2 separate regions of the Homo sapiens genome follow, and region 2 is linked to region 1. Evidence: read pairs that join two places in POLR2A ChIA-PET (ENCODE). Cell type or tissue: OCI-LY7. All regions are shown on one strand. Links, peaks and the distances in the headings refer to the core of each region. The heading gives the core; the rest is flanking DNA. Region 1 overlaps AHNAK2 (AHNAK nucleoprotein 2). Region 2 overlaps GPR132 (G protein-coupled receptor 132).

The links. ChIA-PET counts read pairs that join two places held together with the same protein. Peaks named below come from ENCODE experiments on the same cell type or tissue, not always from the same donor. Only the 100,000 strongest peaks of a DNase experiment are listed, where the experiment ranks them.
Region 2: POLR2A ChIA-PET joins it to region 1 with 6 read pairs; 13 of 35 experiments call an interaction of 5 or more read pairs at or near these places.

Annotation. Positions count from the first base shown.
Region 1 is chr14:104,964,723-104,972,609 of GRCh38, forward strand. All of the region lies in intron 1 of AHNAK2 (AHNAK nucleoprotein 2), which reads right to left. Among named protein-coding and RNA genes, the nearest start is that of AHNAK2, 9.7 kb to the right of the region's middle. RefSeq lists enhancers at 2,644-3,377, 4,113-4,846. In OCI-LY7, for the core only: no CTCF peak of the experiment used is centred there; a DNase peak (open chromatin) is centred at 3,959; H3K4me3 peaks cover 856 bases.
Region 2 is chr14:105,051,886-105,059,772 of GRCh38, forward strand. GPR132 (G protein-coupled receptor 132) reads right to left here. Exons shown (of 4, transcript NM_013345.4): 2 at 5,282-5,395; 3 at 3,502-4,281; 4 at 1-217. The coding sequence starts at 3,535. It overlaps LOC124903398 (a long non-coding RNA gene), which reads left to right. Exons shown (of 2, transcript XR_007064368.1): 2 at 3,524-3,892. Among named protein-coding and RNA genes, the nearest start is that of GPR132, 9.6 kb to the right of the region's middle. RefSeq lists an enhancer at 3,725-4,500. In OCI-LY7, for the core only: no CTCF peak of the experiment used is centred there; no DNase peak of the experiment used is centred there.

The sequences.
Region 1 (7,887 bases), core at 1,666-6,665:
CATCCAGCTCACAGTCAGGCTCAGGCCACCTAGGGCTGAAGTCACCAGGGGGAGCAGGCAGACAGGGTCTCCTGGAGAGGACTAATTACTTGGGTGTGCCATGGTTTGTACCCTTTCTCCATAAAAAATTTTAGAATTCTATATAAAATCAAACACAATTATAAACTTTACACTAATAAATCTGAAAATTTCGATTGATTGGATATATTCCTAGAAAACCCACAAGAAGAACCAAACTTGTCCAACCCACGGCCCACAGGCCGCATGTGGCCCAGAACAGCTTTGAATACGGCTTAACACAAATTCATAAACTTCCTAAAACTTTATTACACTCTTTTGCAATTGTTTCTTTTAGCTCATCAGCTATCATTAGTGTAGTTTATGTGTGACCCAAGACAATTCTTCTTCTTCCAATGTAGCCCAGGGAAGCCAAAAGATAGGACGGACGCCCCGATGGATAATCCAAGTATTTTTGTAACGATTTAAAAATCAACATGGTGAAACCCCATCTCTACTAAAAATACAAAAATTAGCTGGGCATGGTGGCAGGCGCCTGTAATCCCAGCTACTAGGAAGACTGAGGCAGGAGAATCACTTGAACCCAGAAGGCAGAGGTTGCAGTGAGCCAAGATCATGCCATTGCACTCCAGCCTCAGCAACAAAAGCAAAACTCTGTCTCAAAAAAAAAAAAAAAAAAAAGAAAAGAAAAGAAAAGAAAAAATCAAATCCCTTATTTAAAACCGTCCCACAAAAAGGACTCCAGTCTCAACCCCACTCTGAATTATACTCTAAATATTCCAAGAAGAAACAGTACCAATCTTACGCCAACTCTGGCGCCCTGGCCTGGGCTCCAGGGCCTCCCTCCTGCAGTGACAAGGAGGGTCTCAGAACTAAGGCCCCCATCCCTGCCCCAGACCCAGTTGCTGGTAGGACACTGATTGGGAAGGAGCATGTCCCTATCCTTTGGGGTGGTGTGCTGGCCTCGGGGACCAGCTGCTCCCTGTCCCCTGCGGTAGGTGTCCTGGCCTTGGGGACTGTCCCACGAAGACAGATGGGGAGGCCCAGTCCCGGCAGTGGTCTAGGTCTGGCTGCTCCTCTGGCCAGTGTGCTGTGTGGCCCTGAGCAAGCTCATCCCCTCTCTGAGCTTTCATTCCCTCATGGATATGTGGACCACCCTGCCTGCCCTGACTGTGGGTTGCTGGGCTACAGACACTGCTCCCGCAGAGGCACCCCCAGGGCCATGCCTGCTCATCCCAAGAGCACCTCTGCCTGCGCGGGCCCCTGCCACTCCCTCACCGCTTCACGGGCCTTTCCTTGCCCTTCTGCAAGATGGCTCACAGCCCAGGTCCCCTCTGGCTCTGCTCTCAGGCCTGGCAGGGCTGGAGGATGGTGTCTCCTGGAGGAGGTTCTCTCAAGCGAAGGAAGAGAAGGGCAGGAGGTGAGGGCAGGCAGGGCTGGGTCAGTGCCAGGAGGCATCAACACTCACCCCCACGTCATCCCGGCCCCGCCACCTTCCTACTGCTCCGGGGGCCAGGCCCAGACCCCTGGCCTCCATAACCCCCCAGCAGAGCCACAACCTCCGTTTCCCCCACCTGCCAAACCAGCCTTGCCCACGGTGTCAGCCCAAGAATTGTACCCCTGGCAACCCCACAACACGATCTCCTCCACAGGCCCCTTCTCCCTAACCAGGCAGTGAAGGGGCAAGACCCTGTCTCCCTTCTGCACAGCTCTGTCCTGGCCACCTGGGCCCATCTCACTCACCTTTGCATTCAGACACTGCCCCACCACCTGACAGGGCCCCTGCTGCTCCCACCTGGACGCACCCCCAACCTGCACAGACAGAACTTGGCCAGCCCCACCGCTCTGCCTCCCAGATGGCTGCCAAACCCTCCACTCCTTGCCCACCTGCCCCCTCCCACTCCCTCCACGTGGCCCTGCCAGGGCTCCCCAGTGCACCCCACAACCCTGAGGGACCACCAGCTGGGGCCACCCCAGCCCCTCTGGAGCTGCCTGGAGCTCCAGCCACACCAGACCCACAACAAATTCGTGGGACGGGGTGGTGCCAAGGAAAGGGACAGGAATCTGGCCAGAGCCTGCCCACCGCTAAGCCAAGGGCAATGGCAGGTAAGCCACTCTCTGGCCTCAGTTTCCCTTCCTGCTCTGCCCAGACCCTGCCGCTCAATCCCCAAGGTGGGTAACATATGTGAAAACTGAGGCTGGGGGAGGGGAGCCACTTACCCAAGGGGACCCAGCCAGTAGGTGTGGAGCTGGGGCAACTACCTAGCAGGGCTGGGGGCAGAGGAGGGTCCCTGGGTCACTTGGCCCACAGCTGCTCCCCTGGCAGCAGGTGCAGCTGGGGTCATGAGTGGGGAGGGGCTCCACTGCCTCGGAGACCGGGTGTCCCAGGCCCTGCCTAGCACTCAGGGTGGGGCAGGTGTTCTGAGGCTGCCCAGAAACCCAGCCGCCTCCCCGTCCCTCCGCAGCCTCCCCAGCCAAAAAGCCCCACCCAGCTGGCAGGAGCCTGGATGGGTTGGGGGTGGGGGGCAGCTGCTGTGAGGCCCAAGAAAGGGTCAGGAGGGCAACTCCTCGGAGAAGGGACTCGCCAGGCAGGGAAACACAGGTCTGCTGGGCTGGGGGTGGGCACCACGGTCAAGGGCCCCTGAGCTGGGCACAGCCGGCTGCACTCCCAAATCTCTCCAGGGTAGTCTTGTGGGTGTTGGGGCCGGTGAGGGAGGGTGTCGACAGCAAGCCCTGGGCACACCCTGTGCTGGGAACCTGCATGGGGGAAGGAGGAGGAGACGTGACCAGCCCTGCTCCTGCTGGCCCTCGTGCCTGGTCCTGCCACTGGCCCACGCGGGACAGTCCCCAGCCCCACCCTCAGCCACCGCACTGGGAGCGGCTGTTCCTACACTGCCTGTAGTGGGGATGGAGTGCAGAGGCTCAGCGAGCGGCAGACCTGCCTCTGGCCACAGAGCTGCGCAGTGGGGACCCCTCCAGTCACTGGGCTGGCAGGAGCCTGGCCCAGGAACACAAACAGGAAGGGGGAAATCCTGCCCGCCTCGGGATAAGGCTGCGCAGCCAGGCTACCGGCCTCGGACCCGCGCCAGTCGGGAGAGAGAGGAAGGCCCCCAGTATCCCAGTCCCCCGCCAAGAGCACCGCCTCCCAGGCCCGAGCTCCTGAGGAAGCCCCGCCTCGGCCGCAGAGCGCAGGGGAGGCCGCCTTTGCCCGCCCGGCCTCCGGTTCTCCCAGACAGGCTCTGCAAGTGGCCCCATCACCTGAATCATGACACTGTTTGTTGACGGTCACCAAAGCCCCACTTCACAGAGGAGAATGTGGAGGTGACTCGCCTGAGCCAGGCCCAGCTGGTCAGGCCGTTGGCACCTGGTTCCTTCCCCAATGCCCTTCCCCCACTCCCCGGGCCCCCCAGCGCCCTGGCCTCAACACTACCATTAACATTCCTGCGGGTGAAAACTTGAACCTTGTGGAGGGACCCCGGGACCCAGGTCAGTCCCTTGCATGCCAGGGCAGGTGGGGGTGGTACCACAGTGAAAGCCGCAGAGGACACCCACCCTGGCCCAGAAAAGCTGCCTCCCCGAGAACTGGACTATCCTGGCGCAGGGCCTGAGCAGGCGGGGCCTCAGGCAGTGTGTCTGGGGGACGAGCAGATCCTGGCCGGGAGGCGGGGAGGGGCCGAGCGGGAGGGGAGAAGGAACACAGGCGGGGAGTGTGGCAGAGGCTCACCAACACCCCTGCTCCACAGCTGGGTCCAGATTGAGGACTCCCACCAGCCACCAGCTAAATGAGAGTTCTTGGAGGGTCCAGAACAGGTCCGTGGGGGGAGGAGGTGGATTTTGCTTAAACAAAATCCAAGTTTGCCTCTAAACTGGCAGCCCCAGGGCCCCATCTCTGGCCTCCAGGTGGGAGGGCATGGTTGGGTGCATTTGCAAGTCCCCAGGGCCCTGGGGGCTGGCAGGGAGGAGACTGGCTCTCCAGTGGCCGGAAAAGTCCATCCTGGGTGGGAGGAACGAATGGCCCACTCCAGGTTTGCAGGTGTGTGTGCACACGTGTGTGCTCACAGGATGTACGTGCTCAGGTGCTAGGGCGTGTGTGCACTTGTGTGTCTGGCCTGGGCTCCTCCCTCTGAACACCCATGGACAGCCCAGAGTGAGGCCATGGAGGCGGGAGCCCTGTGGGAGTCACTGCCCTCGGGCTGGAAACCTGGTGCCCACCCAGACACAGGCACACACAGCCGGCCGCACTTGGGCCTCACCCAGTCGTGGAACTTCATGAAGAAGGTGCCAAGCGGGCTGACTGTCATGAGACCTTCAGACTTCCCTGAGCAACATCCCCCGCCCCTCCCCGATGCTTCTTGAGATAACTCTCTCGGGATGAGCTCAGGCTCTTGCTCCTGCCTCTGTGTCTGCCTCCAAGGCTGCAGGAGGGCTGGGGAAGCCAGACTCAGTCCCCTAGACCTGGGAGCTGGGCTCCTTGCCCATCCAGCAGCCATTCCCCACTGCAGCCCAGCTGCACCCGTGAGGCTATTCACATCACCCTCTCCCGAAACAACCTTTCGTAGCTCCCTGGTGCCATCCATCGGTCAGACTGGCCTGGCAGCCTCTCCGTGCCTGCTCTAGCCCTAGCCGACATCCCCAGCCTCTCCAGCCCTCACTGTGCCTGCCTGGGCCACAGGCGCTCTCTCTCTGGGCTTTCCCAGGCTGTCTTCTCTGCTGGGCAAATTCACAGACTGAGCTTGGCCACCCTGCCATGGCTTCTGGACACTGCCGGCTCCCTGGTCCCCAGAACACTTTGCTCACCAAGCACTCAGAGCCTGGCACACAGTAGGTGCATAATAAATGCTAGTGCAGGCAGTGCATGGGAAAAAGGAAGGAGCTTGTCAGATCTCCTGGAAAAGCCTGGTAAGCCTGAGGGTGGGAGCCAGTTGATGGGGATGGGAGGGCAGCAGGTGGGCCCAGTTCATCTCCTTCTGCTCCTGGAGAAACTGAGGCACAGGGTAGCACATGTGCCACCTCTCCAAGGGATTTGGCAGCCAAAAGGAACAGCCCCATGCTCCCATCCATCCCAGGCGGGCTAGCCTGAGCCAGTTTCCCTGGGCTGAAAGGCCGGCCCCACAGACGTCCAGGGCAGTGTGACCCTGTGATGGAGCTACCCATCGCCCCAGGCCCCCACAGCCCACCTCGGGCACCCCCAGGAGAGTAAACCTGGCCTTTGGAAGCAACCACCCTCCACAGCCACCCAGGGCCCCTGTGCACCAAGCAAGCACACGGTCATCTGAGGACCCTTCTCCAGGCCCCACGCCCACCTTGGGGACTTGCAGACCTGCGGCTGCCCTGAATGTGGGTGCTCTTGGCATTCACCTCCCCCCACACCCAGGCTCCTTGGAAACAAGAGCCACTGTCCCCTACCTGCCCAGGGCCCACAGCTTGGTGTCCTGCCACACACCTTGTATGGCCTGGGCTCCGCCGGCACCCCAGGGACCAGGACCCAGGAGAAGGGGCTCCGGGGCTTTCTCCCTGACATCCCTGCCCAGCCCGCTGGCCCTGGCTGGAGCCACGGTGAACTAACACCCCTGCCCGTCTGTCAGCTGCAGGTCGGGGGATGCCTAGCCCAGCTCTGTTCCTCCAGCCCCCCTTGCTGGTGGCCTGCTGGCCCCCACAGACCCGCGGAAGAGTGAGGCAAGCAGGTGTCCGGACATGGACACAGGAGCCACTTACCAAGGAAGCTACAGACGCTCTCCCAACTGGCCCAGAAGCGAAGATCCCAACTGGCCACCTCCCCCTGCCACGCCCGGTTCTTCCCTCCACAGCTCCTCCCCCCATTGTCCCGCCTCTGCCTGCTCCTAGGGCTGGCTCTGGACCCTGCCAGGACCCCCACATCCCACCAGAGGGAGTGGGCGGGTCCCCTGATGGGCCAGGAGCCTGGCCAGCCCCCAACACTCACTCAGCTTCTTGGAGCTGGGGACCCCACCCTGAGTGCCCACCCCCAGCCTGAGCAGCTGACTGCAGAGGAACAGACCGCTCTGAGTCACACAGCCAGCCCAGTCTGGTGAGTGCCTTAGTGTGCGCCAGGTCCTGCTGTGTGGACAGACACAGGCCTGAGGCAGGTCCCTCCTAGGCAGGCTCTGCACAAACCCTGTGTCTCAGTTTCCCTATGGGGGCCAGGACAGAGGCTGGCCCAGAAGGGAGGAGAGGCATAGCCTAAGGGCCTGCCCCCATGGTCACTGGGCCAGTGACCTTGGGGCCTGGTCATCTGCCACCTGCCTGAGCCCCCAGGGCAGCCGACCCTGGCCTCCCTTCAGCCCGCTCAGCCCAAACTCACAGCGGCCACCACACCTCGAAGCACCAGGGTATCTGGTAAGCAGGGTGCGGTGGGGCTCAGGAAGCAGCATTTTTTGAAACAGGGTCTCTCTCTCACCCAGGTTGGAGTGCAGTGGTGCGATCATGGCTCACTGCAGCCTCAAACTCCTGGACTCAAACCATCCTCCCGTGTCAGCCTCTCAAGTGGCTGGGGCTCCAGGTGACGCCACCACACCTGGCTAATTTTAAAAATTTTTTGTAGAGATAGGATCCTACCATATTGTCCAGGCTGATCTCATACGCATGGGCTCAGGTGATCCTCCCGCCTTGGCCTCCCAAGTGGCTGGGGCTGCAGGCACACACCAGCACGCCTGGCTAATTTTTAAATTTTTTGTAGAGACAAGGTCTCCCTGTGTTGCCCTGGCTAGTCTCAAACTCCTAGGCTCAAGTGATCCTTCTGCCTCAGCCTCCCAAACTGCTGGGATTACAGGTGTGAGCCTCCGCACTGGCCTAGCTTTTTTTTTTAACAAGCCTCCCATCCTTCCCCGTCATTTCAATACAAGTGGTGGCTGAGAAACACCTGAGTCCCATGACCCCAAGTCCCCCACTATCCAGAGCTCCAGCTGCCTGGCCCACCTCCTGGTCACCTCACCCTGCTGCACCCTGGGCCCTTAGCCCCCACTCCTCTTTGCTCTGGGCAGCCAGGAGGCTCCAGCAGGACTCAACCAGCTGTGCTACGTGTAGCCCCCCTGGGATCCCAGTGTGCCAGCCCTGTGCCCATAGCCTGGGTGTGGACGTGCCTCCAACAGGCAGTCTGGAGCAGGCCCACACAGCCGAGGCCCAGCCCAGGCCTTAGGGGCAGCGAGGGGTCAGACCCAGCCTGGGAGGTCAGCGATGGAACGGCTTGCACCTGCACCAGGCCCCAACGGCATGGGAAGAGGTGGGAAGGTGCAGCTGAGAGGGCTGCCCCCGCCACGGGATGCCAGGGTGGCCTGAGGTGGGCACACAGAGAAGGGGTCCTCAAGTAGGCCAGAGGACTTCAAGGGCAGGGAAGGCTCTGTCCCAGCCCCAGGGCAGGGGCACTTGCCGGCAAATGGGGTGGGAGAGGCCTCAGGGGCTCCTCAGGCCTGAAAGGTGGGGACCTGATTCCAGGCCCCTTCTGGGCCTCCCCCCATTGCAATACCCTAAAAAGGCTGACACAAAAACCTAACGGTCACAAAGATAGAAAACGACTCTATTTACACGGAGGCAGGAAAGCTGGCCACGTCTGCTCCAGGGACACTCCCAGACAGCTCTCACCTGGGAACGCTGTTTACTGTTTACCACCTGACACCCACACTCAGCCAGGCAGGGCAGGGCTGGCTGAGTCAGCGCCGTACCCAGAGGCCCAGCCTGCTGGAGTGGGACAGGAAGGAGACGCTGGCACAGAGCGGGGCCGTCATGCCAGACACAGCACTGACCCCCGCAAGAGCCTTTGCTGGGGCCCCCACCCCAGCTACGCCCACCTCACAGCAGCCAGAGGGAGGTGCCCTGCACAGCTGGCCACAGCGCTGGCCACGCAAGCCCTTCCCA
Region 2 (7,887 bases), core at 123-5,122, 86 kb after region 1:
AGGCAGAGCAGGTAGACGGCCAGCACGTTGCCCTGCAGTACCTGCAGCAGCGCCAGCCACGCAGTCAGGCAGTTGGCCGGCACCCCCAGCGTGCACACCGCGCTGTACACCACGACCAGGACTATCCTGCTCTCTTCGAAGGACACGTTGTTGCAGGTCTTGGCGGAGAGGCCCAGGGAGGCCCACGGGGCAGTGGTGGTCACTGGGGTGGCGTTTCCTGTGGGACAGAGACAAGAGTGAGGACGGGAGTCCCTGGAAACCACCTGGGAGAGACTCTACTGTGGGAAGAAAGGATAGAAGCTTTGTGGTAGCTCAGACTAGACACACGCAGGTGTTTAAAACATTTCCAAATTGATTTTTTAGAGCAATTATTAGATAGTGGATCTCCAACCTAGCAGCGTCATGGACAAAGAATGCAGGCTGGGCAATACTGAATCATTTTTCTTTTTTCTTTTTTTTGAAATGGAGTTTTGCTCTTGTGGCCCAGGTTGGAGTGCAGTGGCACAACCTCGGCTCACTGCAACCTCTGCCTCCTGGGTTCAGGCAATTCTCCTGCCTCAGCCTCCCAAGTAGCCAGGATTACAGGCACGTGCCACCATGCCTGGCTAATTTTTGTATTTTAGTAGAGACGGGGTTTCACCATGTTGGCCAGGCTGGTCTCGAATTCCTGATCTCAGGTGATCCGCCTGCATCAGCTTCCCAAAGTGCTGGGATTACAGGCGTGAGCCATTGTGTCTGGGCAATGCTGAGTCTTTGTAACTCACTGAGGTTTTCAAAAATGTTGCTTCTGGCCCGGCATGGTGGCTCACACCTGTAATCCCAGCATTTTGGGAGGCTGAGGCAGGCAGATCACTTGAGGTCAGGCGTTTGAGACCAGCCTGGCCAACATGGAGAAACCCTGTCTCTACTAAAAATTTAAAACAAATAGTTGGGCGTGCTGGCTCGCACCTGTAATCCCAGCTACTCTGGAGGCTGAGGCAGGAGAATCACTTGAACCCAGGAGGCGGAGGTTGCAGTGAGCTGAGATCGTGCCGCTGTACTCCAGCCTGGGCAACAAGAGTGAGACTCCTTCTCAAAAAAAAAAAAAAAGTTGCTTGTGTGTTTGAAAAGAATGTTGATCCTGTAATTGCTGTGTGAGTGCTTTTCTAAGCAGTCTGTTAGGCGCTGCTACTATGCCCTTCCAGCGCTGACCCACTTTGCCTCCACTTCCCACCTGGCCCCATAGCTGGGCACTGCCTCATCCTAATTCCTAACCTGTAGTCTTTTTTTTTTTTTTTTTTTTTTTGGAGATGGAGTCTCTCCCTCTGCTCTGTTGCCCAGGCTGGAGTGCAGTGGCACGATCTCAGCTCACTGCAACCTCTGCCTCCCGGATTCAAGGGATTCTCCTGCCTCAGCCTCCTGAGTAGCTGGCATTACAGGCATGCGTCACCACACCCAGCTAATTTTGTATTTTTAGTAGAGATGGGGTTTCTCCATGTTGGTCAGGCTTATCTTGAACTCCCGACCTCAGGTGATCTGCCCTCCTTGGCCTCCCAAAGTGCTGGGATTACAGGCGTGAGCCACTGCGCCCGGCTAATCTGTAGTCTTACCACATATTTGCCTGTGTGAACTATCAATTACTAAAAAAGATAATTATAAGCTCCTGTGGGAGTGGTGGATTTGTCCACCTCTCCTTGTATTCTCCCAGTGCTTGCTTTACGTATTTGAAGCTACTGTGAATTGGGGCATAGGAGTCACAGATGGTTCTGTCTTCTTGGTGAATTGATCCTCTTATTACTATGTCATGTGATACCCCTCCTCTCGGTGGCAGGAGACTAATGACCCCACCCAAAAGATGTCTGAATCCTAATCCTTGGGACATGTAGATATGGCAGGTTACACGGGAAAGGGGAACTAAGGTTGCAAGTTGAATGAAGGTTGCTAACTAGCTGACAGTAAAATAAAGAGATTATTCTGGACTATCTGGTGGGCCCAATGGAATCACAAAAGTCCTTAAATGTGGGAGAGGGCAAAAGAAAAGGAGATCAAAGTGATCTCAGCAACCTGCCTCAAACACAGCTCTCCGAGGTCAGAAACTCATCCTTTCCAGCCAGGGGGTTGCTAGAGGTCACGCAGGGTGTGCAGTGGTGTGACTTCCCCAAGCTCTGCCAGCGCCACCAGCTCCAGTGTCCTGGCTGCCCACTCTGGCTGAGTTCATGCTTCTGGGCCTTCTGTGGTTACAGATCATGGAGTCCCACCTCCAGGTCAGCAGGAAGCCGCAGACAGACCTGGCCTCAGCACCTGACGGACGGACAGAGCGTTGCCAAACTTATTGGGCCACAGCAGCCCCGGGCGGGGCAAACTTCAGCTGTGCCCTGGCGCGAGGTCAGGGGTCCCTGGGCACTGTCCAGCCCGCTGGCCTCAGGAACCTTCCACATGCAAATGTCGTAGTTTCCTTGACCTCCCTCCTGTACTTGAGGGCCTGTTGACCTCCAGCACGATGGGGCAAGTCACCCCGAACGGGGTCAGCCCTGCGGCCCCATTGTGTCGCTCTTTTTTTTTCTTTTTTTTTTTTTTGAGACGTAGTCTCAAAAAACTGTGTTGATGCCCAGGCTGGAGTGCAGTGGCGTGATCTCTGCTACTGCAACCTCTGCCTCCCAAGTTCAAGTGATTCTCCTGCCTCAGCCTCCCGAGTAGCTGGGACTACAGGCACTCGCCACCACGCCCATCTAATTTTTGTAGTTTTAGTAGAGACAAGGTTTCACCAGGTTGGCCAGGCTGGTCTTGAACTCCTGACCTTGGGTGATCTGCCCACCTTGGCCTCCCAAAGTGCTGGGATTACAGGTGTGAGCCACCATGCCAGGCCACTTGTTTTTGTGCATTTAAAAAATTCAGCTGGGCGCAGTGGCTCACGCCTGTAATCCCAGCACTTTGGGAGGCCAGGGTGGGGAGATCACTAGAGGTCAGGCGTTCGAGACCAGCCTGGCTAACCTGGTGAAAACTCGTCTCTACTAAAAATACAAAAATTAGACAGGCGTGGTGGCAGGTGCCTGCAGTCCCAGCTACTTGGGAGGCTGAGGCAGGAGAATGGTGTGAACCCGGAAGGCAGAGATTGCGCCACTGCACTCCAGCCAGGGCAACAGAGCAAGACTCCATCTCAAAAAAAAAAAAAAAAAAAAAATTCGGCCCCATGGGCCGTTCATTCCTTCAATCCCAACGCTTTGGAAGGACAAGGCAGGTGGATCACCCGAGGTCTGGAGTTCCAGACCAGCCTGACCAACATGGTGAAATCCCATCTCTATTAAAAATACAAATATTAGCCAGGCGTGGTGGGCACCTGTAATCCCAGCTACTTGGGAGGCTGATGCAGGAGAATCCCTTGAACCTGGGAGGCAGAAGCTGCAGTGAGCCGAGATTGTGCCACTGCACTCCAGCCTGGGCGATAGAGTGAGACTCAATCGCAAGAAAAAAAAATTGAAAAAGTGGAAAATTGTGGCAAAATACACATAACAAGGAATTTACCATTGTAACCGTTTTTCAGTAGCATTGGGCACATTCACATTCTTCTGCAACCATCGCCAGCATCCGTCGGCAGAACCTTCTCATCTTCCCAAACGGAGACTCTGCCCCAGGAAGCACTCGCTCCGCATTTGCTCCCAGCCCCCAGGCCTCCATTCCACTTTGTCTCTGTGCGCTGGGCTCCCCTGTCACCTCCCCACGTGGGTGGGCATCTCTGCGTGTCTTCAGCGTGTGTCCTTCCGTGTCTCACGTGCTCCACTCACCACAGTGTCCTCAAGCTCCCTCCTGTTGCAGCGTGTGCCAGGATTTCCCTTCCTTTCAAAGGCGGGATGGTATTCCATTGTATTCAGTGTGTCCTCCAGGGTCTCGCCAAAAATATAAATATATATATATATTCCACTGTGCCCTTCCATCTTGAGCAATCCTGCACGTGTGGCGTGTGGCGTGTGGCGTGTGGCGTGTTCTGCTCAGCCACGACTCCGCTGACAGACGCTCGGCTGCCTCTGTGCCTTAGCTGAGCTGCTGAGAATGACGGTGTCAAGAACATGAGGAGGGCTGTTCACGTCCCTGCTTTCCGTTCTCCTGGGTCAGACCCACAGTTGGCATTGCTGGATCTCACGGCAGTTCCGTCTCATCTCGTGGGGTGCCTCCGCGCTGTTCTCCACGGTGGTGGCGCTGGCCCACCTTCCCCCGGCGGTGTGCAGGGCTCCGGTCTCCCCACAGCCTCGCTGCGCTTGCTGGGTTTCTCCGGGTGAGTGTCGTGTCCCTTGCTCACCTTCCTCCCTGGGCAGAGGGAGAGAGTGGGTGTGACTGGGCTGCCTCACACTCAGTTGTCACCACTTCGCCCAAGACACAGGCCTGTGGCGGGCGGCGGGGGGCAGTGAAGGCAGTTCTCGGGTGGGAGGCCCAACGCCTGTGTTTGCACTCACTGTTCTTCACCCAGATGGCTCTTTTCCCATCAAACGAGTGCCCCAGCCCCGCTGTGCGAGTCCTGAGCTCAGAGGAAGTTTCGGGCCCCCTACACGGCCCCGTCTCTTTCATGACAATCACAGGCCCTGGGAGGCAGAGCCAGAATCCAAAACACAAGGGGAGATGCAGGCAAGACCCGGGGTGGCCAGAGGGGTCCCTCCCACCTCAGCCTGCACAGAGCCGCTCTGGTCTGTTCCCTCCCCGACTTCCTACGGCTCCCCCACCCCACACATCGTCGCCCGTGCGGTCTCAGTCAGGGCCTCGGTGCCCCTCAGTCCCGCACCCCCTGCTCCAGGCCTCACGCAGCCTTGGGACCTTCACCTCTGGACACCAGGTCCGTGGTGTCTGTGGCTCTGTGCCCATCTGGTGAGGAGGCTGTCCCCCGCTCCCCCGCCTCCTGCCACAAGTGACCTCCTGGGAAGAGAGCCTTCCTGGTGGGTCAGAAGTAGGGGCAACGGCACCAGGAGACGCATGGATGCGGGGGGCTGGTGGTCAGCTCCTCATGGCCCAGACCGTGCAGGGCTCCCCTGGGACCTGTGGGACAGCCCCCTGACTCAGTACTGTGTCGCCCTCCCAGGAGCCACCAACTATGCCCTCATTCCCGTTCCTGGCTTCCCAGAACTTCACGAAAGAATTATGAAATCAGTCCTTCATTTCTCCATGTAGCACCTCTAGATTTATTATTGCTGAGCTAGTTTTTATCTCGATAATCTATTTTTATGCGTTAATTTTTGAATTATGAGACAACATGCTTCATGGAAAAATTCTCATGGGCTTCCTCTTACATGTTCAAAGTCGGAGAAGGCTCTCTCACCTGGCATATTTTGCGGGTTCCAATCTCAGTGTGGCTCTAAGATAAGCTTTCTAAGTACATGTCATGCGTCTTGTCGGTCCTATCAAGACGTTCACTCTGAGAGTTTAAAATGACCTGGAAAAAGAGTAGGTTGAAATTGTTTTAGGGAAATCAGATTGAGTCACAAGTTAACCCATTGACAAACGGCTAGTGAGTATTTACTAATTTACTAAGTGGCCCGTTGATTCGTAGGTGTTTTTTAAATGTTGAGAATCTGCCGTTGCATCCCACATGAGAAACACAAGCAAGGCTCCAAGCCAACAGGCATCAAAACGTCACATTAGCCACTGCGACTACATACGATTCTTTTTTTTTTTTTTTTTTTTTTTTCTTGAGATGGAGTCTTGCTCTGTCGCCCAGGCTGGAGTGCAGTAGCACAATCTCGGCTCACTGCAACCTCTGCCTCCCGGGTTCAAACTATTCTCCTGCAGCAGCCTCTTGAGTAGCTGGGAGTACAGTCGCCTGCCACCACCCCCAGCTAATTTTTTTTTTTTTTTTTTTGAGACAGAGTCGCACTCTGTTGCCCAGGCTGGAGTGCAATGGCATGATCTCGGCTCACTGCAACCTCCGCCTCCTGGGTTCAAGCGATTCTCCTGTCTTAGCCTCCCAAGTAGCTGGGACTACACACACGCGCCACCATCCCCAGCTAGATTTTGTATTTTTAGTAGAGACGGGGTCTCACCATGTTGGGCAGGCTGGTCTCAAACTCCTGACCTCAAATGATCCACCCACCTCGGCCTCCCAAAGTGCTGGGATTACAGGCGTAAGCCACCGCACCTGGCCTAGGTACTCTTCTTGTTTGTCAATTATACCTTTATAAAGCTGGGAGAGAAAAGAAAGTTGATGAGCTTTCACAGAAAACATAAAAATAGCTCCTAAAGGCCAGGTGTGGTAACTCATGGCTGTAAATCCCAGCCCTTTGAGAAGCTGAGGTGGGAGGATAGCTGGAGTCCAGGAGTTCAAGACCAGCCTGGGCAATATAGTAACACCCCACACCTACAAAAATATAAACAGGCATGATGGTGCACACGTGTAGTCCCAGCTACCCAGGAGGCTGAGTTGGGAGGATCGCTTGAGCCCAGGAGGTAGGGGTTGCAGTGAGCTGTGACTGAGCTGCTGCACTCCGGCCTGGCTACAGAGAGAGACCCCGTCTCAAGAAAAAAGAAAAGCTCCTAAAATCTGAAAAATGTTCAACTCCACTTCTAATCAAAGAAATGCAAACATGAATATCTGAAAGACAGTCTTTTAAAATCTTTTTTTGGCCTATCATGTTGGCAAAAATAAAGACCTTTTAAACTCATAGTGTTTGAGAGTAGGCAATGGGTGCCCGTACACGGGACTGACGGAAGTATGAATTGGCTCGCAGCAAAATTTTGCAATATGTTTCCAAAAATCTCAAATGTGCTCTACTTTTGACCTGGCTGATCCCCTTCTAGGAATTTTTCCTGGCTACCCGAGGTGTGACGTGCACATGGCCTGGAAGCTGTGTCACCCACAGCATGAGGGGCCCGGAGGAGGGAGGCATGATGGGCGGGCAGCAGATGGCTCAGGGCATGCAGGGGGGTGGCGCAAGGCGCCCAGGGGCCTGTCCCTCTGCTTCCTTCCCTAACCTGAGGTGCCTCTAAAACAGGCACCACCCTGACCAGCCAAAGAGGGTTTGCAGGGAGGAGAGCGCCCTAAACCCATCCTCAGATGGTGTTTGTGCCTCTCCCACAGCCCTGCAAAGCCTGAGGGTCTCGCTCTGCTGTTTCCGGGCCCTGCAGTGCAGGGATAGAGGCTGAGCCTGGCGGCTGCCTCACTAGCTCCAATCCTGCCTCCCTGGTGCCAGGCCCAACCCCCACCCCATGCTGCCTGGTGCTGCCCTCTATCAGCCGAGACCCTCATGGGAAGCCAGCAGGTGCAGTCAGTCTCCCAGTGCACACTCCCCTCCCAGGGCAGGGCCGGCCCGGCTGCGGGCAGAGCCCCTACACAGCAAGGCCCCTTTGGGCCCGAGGCCTGTATGTTGAGAGGCTGGCCAGGGGCACTCCCTGGAGCCACTTGCTCTTCCCGCCCATCCCACGTGGCTCTTGCAGGAATTCTCTGGAAGCTGCTCAAAAGTGAGGCAGAACCCAGGGACACCCACACCAAGGGCTCTGGGCCAGCAGGTGGGGCTGCCTGTGTGTTGACATCCCCAGCTGCCCTTTCAAGTATATTTCTGTGAAAGGAAAGTATCTTGGGCCCCTTCAAGCTGGGAACTGCTCAGCGCCGATCTGCCTGGCGTTCTATTCAGTCATCCCTCTGCTCACTGAGACAGATGCATATTCTGATGCCTCCTTTGGAGAGACTTATCAGAAACTGAAAACAATGCAACCATTTGTCTCTCGCCTACCTGTGTAGGCGAGAGACAAATGGTTGGGAAGCCCCCTCCCTGCTTCGAGTTGTCCCCACCTTTCTGGACGGAACCAATGTACGTCTCACATATATTGATTGATGTCTCTTGTCTCCCTAAAATGCATGAAACCAGGCTGCGCCCGACCACCCTGGGCACGTCATCAGGACTTCCTGAGGCTGTGTCACAGACGCGTGTC